2 separate regions of the Homo sapiens genome follow, and region 1 is linked to region 2. Evidence: chromatin loops called from intact Hi-C (ENCODE). Cell type or tissue: GM12878. All regions are shown on one strand. Links, peaks and the distances in the headings refer to the core of each region. The heading gives the core; the rest is flanking DNA.

Evidence for each region. Peaks named below come from ENCODE experiments on the same cell type or tissue, not always from the same donor. Only the 100,000 strongest peaks of a DNase experiment are listed, where the experiment ranks them.
Region 1: a loop joins it to region 2, with 2.4 times the contacts of the local background. A loop is called at or near these places in 6 of 110 quality-filtered maps.

The regions. Positions count from the first base shown.
Region 1 is chr2:178,399,624-178,408,496 of GRCh38, reverse strand. It overlaps OSBPL6 (oxysterol binding protein like 6), which reads right to left. Exons shown (of 25, transcript NM_032523.4): 25 at 5,604-8,873. Among named protein-coding and RNA genes, the nearest start is that of CHROMR, 9.6 kb to the left of the region's middle. RefSeq lists an enhancer at 3,940-4,119. In GM12878, for the core only: no CTCF peak of the experiment used is centred there; DNase peaks (open chromatin) are centred at 3,936 and 4,336; H3K4me3 peaks cover 674 bases; H3K27ac peaks cover 2,640 bases.
Region 2 is chr2:178,526,755-178,535,627 of GRCh38, reverse strand. TTN (titin) reads left to right here. Exons shown (of 363, transcript NM_001267550.2): 358 at 1-5,387; 359 at 5,512-5,668; 360 at 6,409-7,100; 361 at 7,201-7,354; 362 at 7,880-8,182; 363 at 8,321-8,873. The coding sequence ends at 8,616. All of the region lies in intron 1 of TTN-AS1 (TTN antisense RNA 1), which reads right to left. Among named protein-coding and RNA genes, the nearest start is that of TTN-AS1, 8.0 kb to the right of the region's middle. RefSeq lists enhancers at 4,144-4,193, 4,504-4,583, 4,594-4,983, 5,014-5,203. In GM12878, for the core only: no CTCF peak of the experiment used is centred there; DNase peaks (open chromatin) are centred at 4,787 and 7,870; H3K4me3 peaks cover 3,202 bases; H3K27ac peaks cover 4,562 bases.

The DNA of each region.
Region 1 (8,873 bases), core at 510-8,509, 130 kb after region 2:
CATCTTCACAGCACAGTTGAACTTTTGAACTGAATTTTTAGTAACGTTCACAAAATAGTGTCAGATATTTTATTTTCGACACAATTAACTTCTAAAAGTTTTACTTTGATTTCATAAATTGGATGAAAAAAATTGAACTACTTTTGGAATTACTTCAGTTGATTTTCTATTTGAAGCATCTTATGCCAGTGGTATAAAATTGACATTATTTAACTATCTGCAAAGTTCTGCTCTTGGAGCCAACACACTAACAGCTATTACTTCATGTTAATGTACACACACGAAACTTGGATTAAAAAATGAGTAAAGGTAATTTAGAAGTAGAGACATGTGAACTGAATGAAACTCATGCTTCACGGAATGCTATGAAAATGTCCCTTCTGCTTTGGGAGGCTGAGGCAGGCAGATCACCAGAGGTCAGGAGTTTGAGACCAGCCTGGGCAACATGGTGAAACCCTGTCTCTACTGAAAATACAAAAAATCAGCCAGTCATGGTGGTGCATGCCTGTAGTGCCGGCTACTCAGGAGGCTGAGGCATGAGAAATGCTTGAGCCCTGGAGGTGGAGGTTGCAGTGAGCCAAGATCTCACCACTGAACTCCAGCCTGGGCGACAGAGTGAGAATCTGTCTCAAAAAACAAAACAAAACAAAAACAAAAAAAAACAAAAAAACAAAGCCCCTTCTGCTGCTCTGTGTGTCAAATCACCATCTTTAGGCATGAAGTTCTTAAAATAACAACTAACTTTTCAAATACATGCTATGGCTTATTCACAAGATTTAAATCTGGTTTTCAAGTTAGAGACTGAATATACAAACAGACAAGGCCACATCATATATGACAATAGAACTCTTACCCACAGCCTCTACAGCAGGGGTGTCCAATCTTTTGGCTTCCCTGGGCCACACTGGAAGAAGAATAATTGTGTTGGGCCACACACAACATGCACTAACACTAATGATATCTGATGAGCTAAAAAAAAAAAAAAAAAAAAGTAAAATAAATCTCATAACGTTTTAAGAAAAGTTTATGAATTTGTGTTGGGCCACATTCAAAGCTGTCCTGGGCCACATGTGGCCCACAGGCCGTTGGTTGGGCAAGCTTGCTCTACAGTAACCGGTCCAGGAAACCGTATTACAACTCCTACAACAATCAGTCCAGAACAGTCAGGACTTGTTCAATGGCTGCCAACTTCCCTGTTTTTAACCCCTCTTCCAACTCAGGACCAACCAGAGAAAGTCAAACATGCTCCCTAAACCAAACACCTAAGAGGCCTTGCTTCCACTTAGCCCACCCGCATCTCTTCCTGCCAACAACTTCCAAACCAAATATATCTGAAATTGCTTAAAATATAGAGCTTGACTATTCTCTTTCCTGCCTTTGAGTCTCTGCCAAATGCAAGTGATGGAGGCTGACTCTCTTGCTATAGCTAGCTCTGAGTCAGTAACCTCTGCCCTCATTTGGGTGGTCTTCTCTACTTCCCATCATTGATTTCATGATGGATGAAATGACCAATAGTGGATGGTAAACATTGATGAACACTTGGTACAAGTTACATATCCTTTATCAATTTTCTTTTCCTTTTTCTTTTCTTTTTTTTTGAGACGGAGTCTTGCTCTTGTTGCCCAGGCTGGAGTGTAATGGCTCACTGCAACCTCCGCCTCCAGGGTTCAAGTGATTCTCCTGCCTCAGCCTCCCAAGTAGCTATCAATTTTCTTAAAAAACAAATATTCAGTACTCTATCTCTTATTACATGTGTCCTTTTTTAAAAAGCTAGCTTCTTACAACAAACAAAAAGTTGTTATCGGGCCGGGCGCTGTGGCTCATGCCTATAATCCCAGCACTTTGGGAGACTGAGGCAGGAAGATCACTTGAGGTCAGGAGTTTGAGACCAGCCTGGCCAACATGGAGAAACTCCATCTCTACTAAAAATACAAAAATTAGCTGGGTGTGGTGGCGTTCGCCTGTAGTCCCAGCTGCTTGGGAGGCTGAGGCAGGGGAATCGCTTGAACCCAGGAGGCGGATGTTGCAGTGAGCTGAAATCACACCACTGCACTCCAGCCTGGCGACAGAGCAAGACTCCGTCTCGTTAACAACAAAAAAAATTATTATCAACCAAGAAAATAAATGAACAGTAGTAGACTTTCACCATGCAATAAATACTAGAATTACTATAGCAAGAGTGAACGGACTGTTATACACTCTTCCATAAGACTGTTAAACCTCTATGTACTCTATAACTTTCCACAATTTTCATTGACCCTGCTTCATGTACCTTGCATGCCAAGGCACAGACCACAGCACAACAGACACACCAAGTAGCTGAGCAGTAGCATCAACTGCTTCTCCCACACGACTGGAAGGATCCGGCTGTCCTCAGCCCCTCAGTCTGAGCATACTTTGTCTTATCATCAAGAACCATGGCTACTCTCCTTGAAATTTTAGGACGTATTTAGTTATATTGACTCCTGCAAGGGTCTGTGAGAGAGAGAGAGGATATTGTTAAGGTTTTCACTTTCTTTTTTTTTCAGATTTAATCATGTGTTAAGTGAGAATCTTGTTCATTGTATGCATCTACTCATATACTGCTAAGTATATGAGTGAGACCATGTCTCTAAACTAAAAGTAAAATGTAGATCTCTAATAAGCTCATGCTGGCTTATTTATTTATTTATTTAGAGACAGAGTCTCACTTTGTCCCCCAGGCTGGAGTGCACTGGCATGATCTTGGCTCCCAGCAACCTCAACCTCCCTGGTTCAAGAGATCCTCCTGCCTCAGTTTCCCAAGTAGCTGAGACTAGAGACACATGCCACTGCACCCAGCTAATTTTTGTATTTTTTGTAGAGACAGGGTTTTGCCACATTGCCCAGGCTGGTCTCCAATTCCTGGGCTCAAGCAATATGCCCTCCTTGGTCTCCCAAAGTGCTGGGATTACAGGTGTGAACCACTGCACCACAGTGTCAAGAGGCTCAGGAGCTGATTAATAAGTTTCCCACTGGCCAAAGAGGAGACAATTTAAGCATCAGTAAAAATAATAACTGCAACGGGTTAAAACATATTTAAATTATTACTCCTAGCATTTTGGGAGGCCGAGGCGGGCAGATCATCCGAGGTCGGGAGTTTGAGACCAGCCTGACCAACATGGAGAAACCCCATCTCTACTAAAACACAAAATTAGGTGGGCGTGGTGGCACATGCCTGTAATCCCAGCTACTCGGGAGGCTGAGGCAGGAGAATCACTTGAACCCGCGAGACGAGACGGAGGTTGCAATGAGCCGAGATCGCACCACTGCCCTCCGGCCTGGGCAACAGAGTGAGACTCCGTCTCAAATAATAATAATAATAAAGCAATTGGGGAAGATGAGCAGCTTAAAAAATAATAACCAAAAAATACTATGCTAACATATAGAAAATTCTGAGAATGAAGTAGAAAATTAAGTATTTTGGAGGAGAATCTTAAGGAAGAGAAGGGTTGAATGTGAGGTGGTTTGATTTTCTTTGAAAGAAAAATTCTCATTCTTATATTTCTCTTCTAAAATTTTATAAATCTGAATTTGAAGGGTAAAGTACTAAGCTGTTACATTTGGGAAGTTTACTCTTGGTAAACTTTAAAAATGATGGACAATTTCAGGAATAAGTAGGAAATACTGAGCTTTCATTATTTATACCTTAGAGTACTTGCTATATGGATGACCTCGTTAAGAGACTTGAGAGCTTCCTGGCAGAGATTTATTTTTATAGTTTTCACTCCCTCCCAACCCATCAAACCCATTGTTTTAAAGAGAAAACAGCCCTGTTAGCATGTATGTTAGCAGAACCTGTGCTGTTGAAGCAGGCTGGTCTTCAGGCAGACAGCTGTCCACATTGCACAGCTGCCTGGCCAAGCAGCTGCCAGACAGGCCGTGCAGTTCTGAGTCAGGCCAACCCACATCCTTCAACGGTCAACCCTTGCCATCTGATGGCTTTCTGTCTGAGTCAACAAACTGTTGTCACGTATTCAGTTGTTTATCCCATCGTATCCTCCAATTCTGTACTTAGCAAGCTAAAACAAAACCAAGAAACCACTGCCTACCACCAGCAATAGTTTAATGTAACTGGGGCTATATGCACTTTTATAAAAGATTAATTCTCTGGCATGATTTTATAATTGGGCAGGAAAACTGACTTATGGCAACTGTGACTGTATAATCACAAACTATGCAAATGAAAGTTTCATCTATTATGTCTCTCTATTTTCAATTTGCTTCCCAGTTACTTAAGTACATATGGCAAAGGGGGTGGGGGCATTTCTTTGTCATTTCAAGTGTTTAGCATTTTCTCAATCTTCTCTCGCCACCTCCCCCTTCCCTCTAAGCTGATAACTTCTGGTGCATACACAGAAAAGGAGACAAGACTGACTTCTTTGTGTGTTCTTGCCAACCACATCAAAGTTTCTCCTCAATAGAGCCCTAGGAACTTATCCCTAGGACGTGATATTACAAGGTCCTCACATTTCTGTGATTGGACAGTGTCAGGATAGACTGGGTACCAGCCCATAAATGCACCACAGTGAGGCCAGGCTGTAGAAAGGCCCCAGAGCATGTGAGTTTATCACATTCCAGCAGGATTGAAATAGGTTGACTACCAATGTTTGTTTTACAAAAAACAGATTTTGGGATTCCAGTTAACCAAACAGTTGGTATGTTGTTTTGACACTCTGAAAATATTTCTTCCTCTACTTCTTTTGAAGAAATTGGAGACTTGGAGATTAAGACTGATAAATCATCTACTTATAATACGTGTACAGATTACAAACTAAACACATCATCATTGTTTTATTGAAAGTGTTTTCACCATTGACAGATAGAAAATAGCCCCCATGAAATCTCTCTTCCCAAGGGAGAATTATTGAATGAATGTAAATGAATCCCTAGAACTTTCCCAAGAGACCAAGATGGAAGAAACTCTCACCTAAGTGATTGTGAGTTTCCTGCAGACTTCATGAACTACAGCTTTTCTCCCATAATCTAGAAACATGGGAAACTGAAGGCAACTCTAAGTCTTTTTTTGTTTATTTATTATTATTATTACTATTTTTTGAGATGGAGTCTTGCTCTGTCTCCCAACCTGGAGTGCGGTGGTGTGATCTCGGCTCACTGCAAACTCTGCCTCCTGGGTTCAAGTGATTCTCCTGCCTCAGCCTCCCGAGTAGCTGGGATTACAGGCATGTGCCACCACACCCAGCTAATTTTTGCATTTTTAGTAGATGGGGTTTCGCCGTGTTGGCCAGGCTGGTCTCAAACTCCTGACCTCAGGTGATCCACCGCCTTGGCCTCCTGAAGTGCAGGGATTACAGGCATGAGCCACAGTGCCCAGCCTTAAGTCTTTTAATATTCAGGAAAATTCAGTTCAAAATTCAGGAAAAGAATCTGTGTTTTAGTATTCGATTTGAAAACACATGAAGAAGACCTGGAAATATAGTCAGATATAAGTACTCAAGCTTTATATCCTATGTGAAGTCTCTTGCTTCAAACAGATAAAAATATTTGGCAAATTTAGTAATTTTTGTAAAATTAGTAATGTAGAAAAGTCATCAGGACATACTGTACACAAAAAAATCTCTTTATGTAATTCATTTATAATTTATTGAGTTTCCTGTGCTGTTACAAATGTAACATTCTCATATACAACATTCATTGAAGAGGCACAATTCTTATTTTGAGGTGGCACAGATTAGACAAATTTTTCAGTGAATAATTCCTCTTTCATTAGGAAATTTAACCACAAGCTGTATTTTCGTAGAAAGTTGCTTGAAATTCTTTTCCTAAAAAAATTTAATTTTTCTATCTCAAAATGACCGTATGCAAACGAACAGTACATAACTACTGTCTTCATACCTTCTAATATAAGCAGAGTAATTTCACAGTGGAGTTTTTTCAAACAGAAATTAAAAATATGTATTATTTTCAGGGAAGAAGCTGACCTGGATCAAGAATGTCCTGCTAGACCTTCTTGTTAAGTAGGTGATCAAGAGTGTGCTTTGCCACAGGATTTCCCTGCAGGCTTTCCCTACCAGTCAGGACCTCATCAGTCAACTGAAAAACTCCCCTTAGAGACATAGACAAAGCCTAAGAGAGAATGGAAGGTGAGGTGGGGGTACTGATTCTTGGCTTTGAAGAGTAAACTTCTGGTTATCTGGCTGGTTAGATTGCCTCTAGGAATGTATTTTTACGTTCTCCGGTTTAGCAAAAATCTTGCCTTTTAGGTTTCAGAGTTCTGTCCTCCCCACTCTTTATCTCCATATTACAGGGCTGGCGTTGGGACAGAAGTCAAGAAAATGACAAAGTGGCAAAGTGAGTCACAGGTCACTGAGCTCTAATTTTTTTTTAAATGTCTTTTTTATTACTTTTTTTTTTAAGACAGGAACTTGCTCTGTCGTCCAGGCTCAGGGCAGTGGTGCAATCATAGCTCACAGCGGCATGGGCGTCAGGCTCAAGCCATCCTCCTGCCTCAGCCTCCTGAGTAGCTGGGACTACAGGTGCGCACCACCATGCCCGGCTCAGTTTCCGGTTCTTGAACTAGACTTTCCTACTGAGTGTCACATGAAAAAAAACAAACAAAAAAGACTGAGGCACAGGGACAAAGGAAAGAGTATTTAGCTGGCACACTCTCACCTTAGTTCTCCATCTACCTTAAAATGTCCCGGGGGCAGAGGGTGCTTGTTACAATGAGGATTCTCGGTCCACACCCTAGATCTGTGGACTCAGAATCTTTGGAGGGAAACTCAGGAATCAGCCTGTAAACAAATATCCAAGATGATTTTCGTGGCCCACCTGGGATCCAACCATATGCCCCCAAGAAGCAAGATCCCTGCCCCAGTTAGAGAACCTACTTTTTTCCCCAGATTCCATTTCTCTTGTATTCATTCTTGCCTTGTTTCTTCATTAGCATTTCATGTTAACCATTTTGTATGTGATCTTGTCTGGAAAGTTTTCTACTTTTGAGCAAACTTTTAGGCTCCGGATATAAGGAATAAGGCTTTTAGGCTCAGGATGTAAGGAATAAGCTTTCAACTTGCACAACTGCCAGTAAGTTCACTGGACACTTTCATTTCCATTGCTTTTTCAAAACTAGGTTTAGTAACTTTGTTTCCAGATGGGGAGAGAGGATATTAGCAGAATTGGAAAAGCAGCATTCTTGAGCACTGGGTGTTTCAAATGTTTGTGACACAAAAGTGGGGTTGGGGTGGGGGGATGATAAATAAATCAGCATAGGCTACTTCCCTGATCATCATCATCAAAATATCATTTCAAGAGCAGTCATTCTGGATACCGACGGCTTTGTCAGTGAGTCTTTCATTACACAGAAGAGAAAAACACTTCCCAGGGTTTCCTCAGCGCCACCACCAAGTGGTGTTACATCACCAGAAGCATGGAAATTAATCCATTAATTTACTTGGACATTTTGACATAAAAAAATAAATGATTGTTTTCTAAGCATTTCAAATCTAAATTTTTTAAATAATTTTTTTTCATTTTTGGGGGAAAATCTAAAATTTGTACCGGGCTACCAGAACTAGGACTTAATGGGATTCTTTCTGTTACAACATGTTACTACTTGATGGCGGATACTGGGGTAATGGAAGGGGAGGGTGCATATGCACGTGGCCTTCTAGAAAAATCCCATATGCAATACATATAAGAAAATACGCTAACTTTTAAAAATAATAAAAGCAGATCAATGGTTGCCTCAGGATAGAGGATGGGGAAGGATTACAAAGGGGCAGGGGAAACTTTTGGGGATGATAGATATGTTCACTATTTTGATTATGTCAAGGGTATATACATACATCAAACTGTATCAAGTACTGTTCAAATATGCGAAGTGTATTATATGTCGGTTATACCTTAATCAAGCTTTAAAAAGAACTTGAGTCCAGGCGCGGTTGCTCACACCTGTAATCCCAGCACTTTGGGGGGCTGAGGCGGGTGAAACACTTGAGGTCAGGAGTTCGAGACCAGCCTGGCCAACATGGCAAAACCCCCGTCTCTAACTAAAATACAAAAATTAGCTAGGTGGGTGGCACACGCCTGTAAACCCAGCTACTCGGGAGGCTGAGGCACAAGAATCCCTTGAACCTGGGAGGCGGAGGCTGCAGTGAGCCGAGATTGTGCCATTGCGCTCCAGCCTGGGTGACAGAGCACTCAAGACTCTGTCTCAAAAAAAAAAAAAAAAGTACAGCAATATCAATAAAATTAACAAAAAAAGAACTTGAAAAGACAAAAAAATTCTAGCAACAATTTTATTAAAAAACTAAATAGATGAGAATTAAGGGAAAGTGGGTGTCTAAGATAAAAGAAGTAATAGTTCTAGCATATTCTCTAACAGTATTAAGAAGTTCAATTGCTCACTTTATGAATTAAGTGTTAGAAGAAACAGGTGGAACACAAATAAGATGATACTTTGCTTTATGAAAACTTAATATTCCTCTCTCTACAATTGCCCTCACTTCTATTTGGGAGGAAGGAATGGCTAGAAAAAAAAATTGCAGAAAATAAGAACATTTTTGTTTTATGTTTTTTTCTTACCAATTTGAAGATACCAAAGTAACTAATAAAATGTATTTATGGGGTCATATGGTAATATGTAATCCATGAAAAATTAATAGTATTCACTAGGAGGCTAACTGAAGTGGTTTTCAATATTGAATGTCTCTGAAACTGTACATAAATACTGTATATTTTACAAACAATGACACAGTGTAAAAGAACATACATGTGTATCTATGCCTTTCACTATGTTAGGAGCAAGGCTGGAGAAAATGAACTAAATCAGATGTTGTTTTGGAAAACAAAAGGATGCATATGACAGGTAAGTTCTTTTCCACTTATCTGTA
Region 2 (8,873 bases), core at 678-8,677:
ATGCTGGTTTCTATGTGGTCTGTGCTAAAAACAGATTTGGAATTGATCAGAAGACAGTTGAACTGGATGTGGCTGATGTTCCTGACCCACCCAGAGGAGTCAAAGTTAGTGATGTCTCACGAGATTCTGTCAACTTAACATGGACTGAGCCAGCCTCTGATGGTGGCAGCAAAATCACCAACTACATTGTTGAAAAATGTGCAACTACTGCAGAAAGATGGCTCCGTGTAGGACAGGCCCGAGAAACACGTTATACCGTGATCAACTTATTTGGAAAAACAAGTTACCAGTTCCGGGTAATAGCTGAAAATAAATTTGGTCTGAGCAAGCCTTCAGAGCCTTCAGAACCAACCATAACCAAAGAAGATAAGACCAGAGCTATGAACTATGATGAAGAGGTAGATGAAACCAGGGAAGTCTCCATGACTAAAGCATCTCACTCTTCAACCAAGGAACTCTATGAGAAATATATGATTGCTGAAGATCTTGGGCGTGGTGAGTTTGGAATTGTCCATCGTTGTGTTGAAACATCCTCAAAGAAGACATACATGGCCAAATTTGTTAAAGTCAAAGGGACTGATCAGGTTTTGGTAAAGAAGGAAATTTCCATTCTGAATATTGCTAGGCATAGAAACATCTTACACCTCCATGAATCATTTGAAAGCATGGAAGAATTAGTTATGATCTTTGAGTTTATATCAGGACTTGACATATTTGAGCGCATTAACACAAGTGCTTTTGAACTTAATGAAAGAGAAATTGTAAGTTATGTTCACCAGGTCTGTGAAGCACTTCAGTTTTTACACAGTCATAATATTGGACACTTTGACATTAGACCAGAAAATATCATTTACCAAACCAGAAGAAGCTCTACCATTAAAATCATAGAATTTGGTCAAGCCCGTCAGCTGAAACCAGGGGACAACTTCAGGCTTCTATTCACTGCCCCAGAATACTATGCACCTGAAGTCCACCAGCATGATGTTGTCAGCACAGCCACAGACATGTGGTCACTTGGAACACTGGTATATGTGCTATTGAGTGGTATCAACCCATTCCTGGCTGAAACTAACCAACAGATCATTGAGAATATCATGAATGCTGAATATACTTTCGATGAGGAAGCATTCAAAGAGATTAGCATTGAAGCCATGGATTTTGTTGACCGGTTGTTAGTGAAAGAGAGGAAATCTCGCATGACAGCATCGGAGGCTCTCCAGCACCCATGGTTGAAGCAGAAGATAGAAAGAGTCAGTACTAAAGTTATCAGAACATTAAAACACCGGCGTTATTACCACACCCTGATCAAGAAAGACCTCAACATGGTTGTGTCAGCAGCCCGGATCTCCTGTGGTGGTGCAATTCGATCTCAGAAGGGAGTGAGTGTTGCTAAAGTTAAAGTGGCATCCATTGAAATTGGCCCAGTTTCTGGGCAGATAATGCATGCAGTTGGTGAAGAAGGAGGACATGTCAAATATGTATGCAAAATTGAAAATTATGATCAGTCTACCCAAGTGACTTGGTACTTTGGCGTCCGACAGCTGGAGAACAGTGAGAAATACGAAATCACCTACGAAGATGGAGTGGCCATCCTCTATGTCAAAGACATTACCAAATTAGATGATGGTACCTACAGATGCAAAGTAGTCAATGACTATGGTGAAGACAGTTCTTATGCAGAGCTATTTGTTAAAGGTGTGAGAGAAGTCTATGACTATTACTGCCGTAGAACCATGAAGAAAATTAAGCGCAGAACAGACACAATGAGACTCCTGGAAAGGCCACCAGAATTTACCCTGCCTCTCTATAATAAGACAGCTTATGTAGGTGAAAATGTCCGGTTTGGAGTAACTATAACTGTCCACCCAGAGCCTCATGTAACATGGTATAAATCAGGTCAGAAAATCAAACCAGGTGACAATGACAAGAAGTACACATTTGAGTCAGACAAGGGTCTTTACCAATTAACAATCAACAGTGTCACTACAGATGATGACGCTGAATATACTGTTGTGGCAAGGAACAAATATGGTGAAGACAGCTGTAAAGCAAAGCTGACAGTAACCCTACACCCACCTCCAACAGATAGTACCTTAAGACCCATGTTCAAAAGGTTACTGGCAAATGCAGAATGCCAAGAAGGCCAAAGTGTCTGCTTTGAGATCAGAGTGTCTGGCATCCCCCCACCAACATTAAAATGGGAGAAAGATGGTCAGCCACTGTCCCTCGGGCCTAACATTGAAATTATCCATGAAGGCTTGGATTATTATGCTCTGCACATCAGGGACACTTTGCCTGAAGACACGGGTTATTATAGAGTCACAGCCACTAACACAGCTGGGTCCACCAGCTGCCAGGCTCACCTACAAGTGGAACGCCTGAGGTACAAGAAACAGGAATTCAAGAGTAAGGAGGAGCATGAGCGACACGTACAAAAACAAATTGACAAAACCCTCAGAATGGCTGAAATTCTTTCTGGAACTGAAAGTGTACCACTGACACAGGTAGCTAAAGAGGCTCTGAGAGAAGCTGCTGTCCTTTATAAACCGGCTGTAAGCACCAAGACTGTAAAAGGGGAATTCAGACTTGAGATAGAAGAAAAGAAGGAGGAGAGAAAACTCCGGATGCCTTATGATGTACCAGAGCCACGCAAGTATAAGCAGACTACCATAGAAGAAGACCAACGCATCAAGCAGTTCGTGCCCATGTCTGACATGAAGTGGTATAAAAAGATACGTGATCAGTATGAAATGCCTGGGAAACTTGACAGAGTTGTACAGAAACGACCCAAGCGCATCCGCCTTTCAAGATGGGAACAGTTCTATGTGATGCCTCTTCCACGCATTACAGATCAATACAGACCTAAATGGCGTATTCCTAAACTGTCCCAAGATGATCTTGAGATAGTGAGACCAGCCCGCCGGCGTACACCTTCTCCTGATTATGACTTTTACTACCGACCTAGAAGACGTTCTCTTGGGGACATCTCTGATGAAGAATTACTCCTCCCCATTGATGACTACTTAGCAATGAAAAGAACAGAGGAAGAGAGGCTGCGTCTTGAAGAAGAGCTTGAGTTAGGTTTTTCAGCTTCACCCCCAAGTCGAAGCCCTCCACACTTTGAGCTTTCTAGCCTACGTTACTCTTCACCACAAGCTCATGTCAAGGTGGAGGAAACAAGAAAAGACTTCAGGTATTCAACCTATCACATCCCAACGAAGGCTGAAGCTAGTACAAGTTATGCAGAACTGAGGGAACGGCATGCCCAGGCTGCGTACAGACAGCCAAAGCAACGGCAAAGAATCATGGCTGAGAGGGAGGATGAAGAGTTGCTTCGCCCAGTTACGACCACCCAGCATCTCTCAGAATACAAAAGCGAACTTGACTTCATGTCAAAGGAGGAAAAGTCTAGAAAGAAATCAAGGCGACAAAGAGAAGTGACAGAAATAACAGAAATTGAGGAAGAATACGAAATCTCAAAACATGCTCAAAGAGAATCATCCTCATCTGCGTCTAGACTACTGAGACGACGGCGCTCCCTGTCTCCAACTTATATTGAGTTAATGAGGCCAGTGTCTGAGCTGATCCGGTCACGTCCACAACCGGCTGAGGAATACGAAGATGACACAGAAAGAAGGTCACCTACTCCAGAGAGAACTCGCCCACGATCCCCCAGCCCTGTGTCTAGTGAGAGATCACTCTCGAGATTTGAGAGGTCTGCAAGATTTGATATCTTTTCCAGGTATGAGTCCATGAAAGCTGCTTTAAAAACTCAGAAGACATCAGAAAGGAAGTATGAAGTTTTGAGTCAGCAGCCTTTCACACTGGACCATGCCCCTCGAATCACACTGAGAATGCGCTCGCACAGGGTACCATGTGGCCAAAATACACGTTTTATTTTAAATGTTCAGTCTAAGCCAACTGCCGAGGTTAAATGGTACCACAATGGTGTGGAACTCCAAGAAAGCAGTAAGATTCATTACACCAACACGAGTGGAGTCCTCACCCTGGAAATTCTGGACTGTCATACTGATGACAGTGGAACCTACCGTGCTGTGTGCACCAACTACAAGGGCGAAGCTTCTGACTATGCAACGTTGGACGTGACAGGAGGGGATTATACCACCTATGCTTCCCAACGCAGAGATGAAGAGGTCCCCAGATCTGTTTTCCCTGAGCTGACAAGAACAGAGGCGTATGCTGTTTCATCATTTAAGAAAACATCTGAGATGGAAGCTTCGTCTTCTGTCAGGGAAGTGAAATCACAGATGACGGAGACAAGGGAAAGTCTCTCCTCATATGAACACTCTGCATCTGCAGAAATGAAAAGTGCTGCATTAGAAGAAAAGTCACTGGAAGAAAAATCCACAACCAGAAAGATCAAGACGACTTTGGCAGCAAGAATTCTAACAAAGCCACGGTCCATGACCGTCTACGAGGGCGAGTCTGCAAGGTTTTCTTGTGACACCGATGGTGAGCCGGTACCAACTGTGACCTGGCTGCGTAAAGGACAAGTGCTAAGTACTTCTGCCCGCCACCAAGTGACCACCACAAAGTACAAATCAACCTTTGAGATCTCTTCAGTCCAGGCTTCCGATGAGGGCAATTACAGCGTGGTGGTAGAAAACAGTGAAGGGAAACAAGAAGCAGAGTTCACTCTGACTATTCAAAAGGCCAGGGTAACTGAAAAGGCTGTGACATCACCACCAAGAGTCAAATCCCCAGAGCCTCGGGTGAAATCCCCAGAAGCAGTTAAGTCTCCAAAACGAGTGAAATCTCCAGAACCTTCTCACCCGAAAGCCGTATCACCCACAGAGACAAAACCAACACCAACAGAGAAAGTTCAGCACCTCCCAGTCTCTGCCCCACCAAAGATTACTCAGTTCCTGAAAGCAGAAGCTTCTAAAGAGATTGCAAAACTGACCTGTGTGGTTGAAAGCAGTGTATTAAGGGCAAAAGAGGTCACCTGGTATAAAGATGGCAAGAAACTGAAGGAAAATGGGCATTTCCAGTTTCATTATTCAGCAGATGGTACCTATGAGCTCAAAATCAATAACCTCACTGAATCTGATCAAGGAGAATATGTTTGTGAGATTTCTGGTGAAGGTGGAACGTCTAAAACCAACTTACAATTTATGGGGCAAGCCTTTAAGAGTATCCATGAGAAGGTATCAAAAATATCAGAAACTAAGAAATCAGATCAGAAAACCACTGAGTCAACAGTAACCAGAAAAACTGAACCAAAAGCTCCTGAACCAATTTCCTCAAAACCAGTAATTGTTACTGGGTTGCAGGATACAACTGTTTCTTCAGACAGTGTTGCTAAATTTGCAGTTAAGGCTACTGGAGAACCCCGGCCAACTGCCATCTGGACAAAAGATGGAAAGGTAACCAGTTCTTAAATGTCTCTTTCTTTTATCTTCTAAAATATTTTATCTTCTAAATTCAGCTTCCCAAAAAAAGCTTAAAATGAAATCACTTTTTAAAACACAAATCATTTGCATTCTACAGGCCATTACACAAGGAGGTAAATATAAACTCTCTGAAGACAAGGGAGGGTTCTTCTTAGAAATTCATAAGACTGATACTTCTGACAGTGGACTTTATACTTGTACAGTAAAAAATTCAGCTGGATCTGTGTCCTCTAGCTGCAAATTAACAATAAAAGGTAGGTTGGCTTTTGTTTTTACCCACATTTCTTCAGAAGATAATATTAGGGAAATATTTTCAAACATCCCCCCTTATATACACATACAAGAAAGTATTAAAATAAAATTATTTTCCTAATTCCAGAATACAATTTGTACACCAAAGCAGAAACACACATTTGAAGTTAGCATATGCTTTTCTATGAGCATAAAAAGCAGTTATTAAGTACCTAGTTATATGTGGTATTATATAAGATTCCATAGTGTCAGCCCCTGCTCCCAGGAATATTTAAGAATAAAGTCAGTGAATATACAAAATGGCACTACTTGCCTAAACCTTCACAGTTGCTAATTTTCCAAAGCAGTGCAAAGTTAATTAAAGAACTATTTCTATTTTACCAATTAAAATTAGTTTGCTTTCATTTCAATCTTCTGAAAGATAATTTAATGTTTTGGTTACTCAAAATCTCCCAAATCCACTTATCTCCTAAATCCGTTGACTATTCTTTTCAAGACTTTTTTCCTTAAGTCATATGAATCATCTTTGGCTCAGTTTAGTTTAAGGAATCATTACAGTGATCTCAAAAGTCACACATGATAATTTTCCAAAAGTGGAACTGAGAAAGTATTAGGTATTACCTACATTGCATGAAGAAGTTGACTTTTTTTCTTTTTATGTTTTTCACACGCAGAATCTAGAAGAGTAAAAGGTGGGGGTCTCTTTCTAATTAAGTTTGCCTTACAGAGGTTTCTTTTTTAGCTATAAAAGATACTGAGGCACAGAAAGTCTCTACACAAAAGACTTCTGAAATTACACCTCAGAAGAAAGCTGTTGTCCAAGAGGAAATTTCCCAAAAAGCCCTAAGGTCTGAAGAAATTAAGATGTCAGAGGCAAAATCTCAAGAAAAGTTAGCCCTCAAAGAGGAAGCTTCAAAGGTTCTGATTTCTGAAGAAGTCAAGAAATCAGCAGCAACCTCCCTGGAAAAATCCATTGTCCATGAGGAAATCACTAAAACATCACAGGCATCAGAAGAAGTCAGAACTCATGCTGAGATTAAAGCATTTTCTACTCAGATGAGCATAAACGAAGGTCAAAGACTGGTTTTAAAAGCCAACATTGCTGGTGCCACTGATGTGAAATGGGTACTGAATGGCGTAGAGCTTACCAACTCTGAGGAGTACCGATATGGTGTCTCAGGCAGCGATCAGACCCTAACCATCAAGCAAGCCAGTCACAGAGATGAAGGAATCCTCACCTGCATAAGCAAAACCAAGGAAGGAATCGTCAAGTGTCAGTATGATTTGACACTGAGCAAAGAACTCTCAGATGCTCCAGCCTTCATCTCACAGCCTAGATCTCAAAATATTAATGAAGGACAAAATGTTCTCTTTACTTGTGAAATCAGTGGCGAGCCATCCCCTGAAATCGAATGGTTTAAAAACAACCTGCCAGTAAGTTTAATTATGAATATATTATTGAAGAAAAACTAAAATACCATGTCTTCCACATCTGAAGAACTTCAACATTTCTTTTCTTTTTCCTTTGTCTTAGATTTCTATTTCTTCAAATGTCAGCATAAGCCGCTCCAGAAATGTATACTCCCTTGAAATCCGAAATGCATCAGTCAGCGACAGTGGAAAGTACACAATTAAGGCCAAAAATTTCCGTGGCCAGTGTTCAGCTACAGCTTCCTTAATGGTCCTTCGTAAGTATCTCCTCACCCTTCTTCCTTACATGTTTAAGGCCTTTAGATCGTTTTTTTGCCTCTCTTTCAAGCACAGAAAACTCTAAGAAGCCTTATTAAATTCCATGTGAAAGAGGGACAGCCAACTGATGTGAATTCATTCTTGTAGTCAAACTTTCTTTATAGCTACACAGAAACTTGGATAGATTACATTTCAAAGTAAAGCTACCAACTGCCGTGTAACATTTATTTGCAGGATGCACAATATGTCAATTACTTTCTATATGACTAATCATTTTTCTCCTAGTGATTCCTAGCACCTGCATGTAATGTAATGATAGAAATATAAGGATTCATGTTTTGGAGACATTGAGCTAGCTCTTGACAAATGTATGTATATATGTATTTGCTTATGCTTCAACAGCAAATTGTTTGGGTTATGCTGCTGTGTGTGTGTTGAAGTTTCCATTTCTGTAAGTCAGCGTCATATGTCATCAATTAACCAGATGTCATTGATGTTCACTGTGTATCTGCTATGCTCCACAGCTCTAGTTGAAGAACCTTCCAGAGAGGTAGTATTGAGAACAAGTGGTGACACAAGCTTGCAAGGAAGCTTCTCGTCTCAGTCAGTCCAAATGTCTGCCTCCAAGCAGGAGGCCTCCTTCAGCAGTTTCAGCAGCAGCAGTGCTAGCAGCATGACTGAGATGAAATTTGCAAGCATGTCTGCCCAAAGCATGTCCTCCATGCAAGAGTCCTTTGTAGAAATGAGTTCCAGCAGCTTTATGGGAATATCTAATATGACACAACTGGAAAGCTCAACTAGTAAAATGCTTAAAGCAGGCATAAGAGGTGAGCAATAAAATTACTGGTAGAGGTAGACAAGCCAAGTAACATGGTGTAGTCTTTAGTACACACAATTCAGTAGAAAGCAAATCTTTATTTTTTTCAGTGATTCTAAGACCTTTTTTTTGTCATTGTTCCATAAAGGAATTCCGCCTAAAATTGAAGCTCTTCCATCTGATATCAGCATTGATGAAGGCAAAGTTCTAACAGTAGCCTGTGCTTTCACGGGTGAGCCTACCCCAGAAGTAACATGGTCCTGTGGTGGAAGAAAAATCCACAGTCAAGAACAGGGGAGGTTCCACATTGAAAACACAGATGACCTGACAACCCTGATCATCATGGACGTACAGAAACAAGATGGTGGACTTTATACCCTGAGTTTAGGGAATGAATTTGGATCTGACTCTGCCACTGTGAATATACATATTCGATCCATTTAAGAGGGCCTGTGCCCTTATACTCTACACTCATTCTTAACTTTTCGCAAACGTTTCACACGGACTAATCTTTCTGAACTGTAAATATTTAAAGAAAAAAAAGTAGTTTTGTATCAACCTAAATGAGTCAAAGTTCAAAAATATTCATTTCAATCTTTTCATAATTGTTGACCTAAGAATATAATACATTTGCTAGTGACATGTACATACTGTATATAGCCGGATTAACGGTTATAAAGTTTTGTACCATTTATTTTATG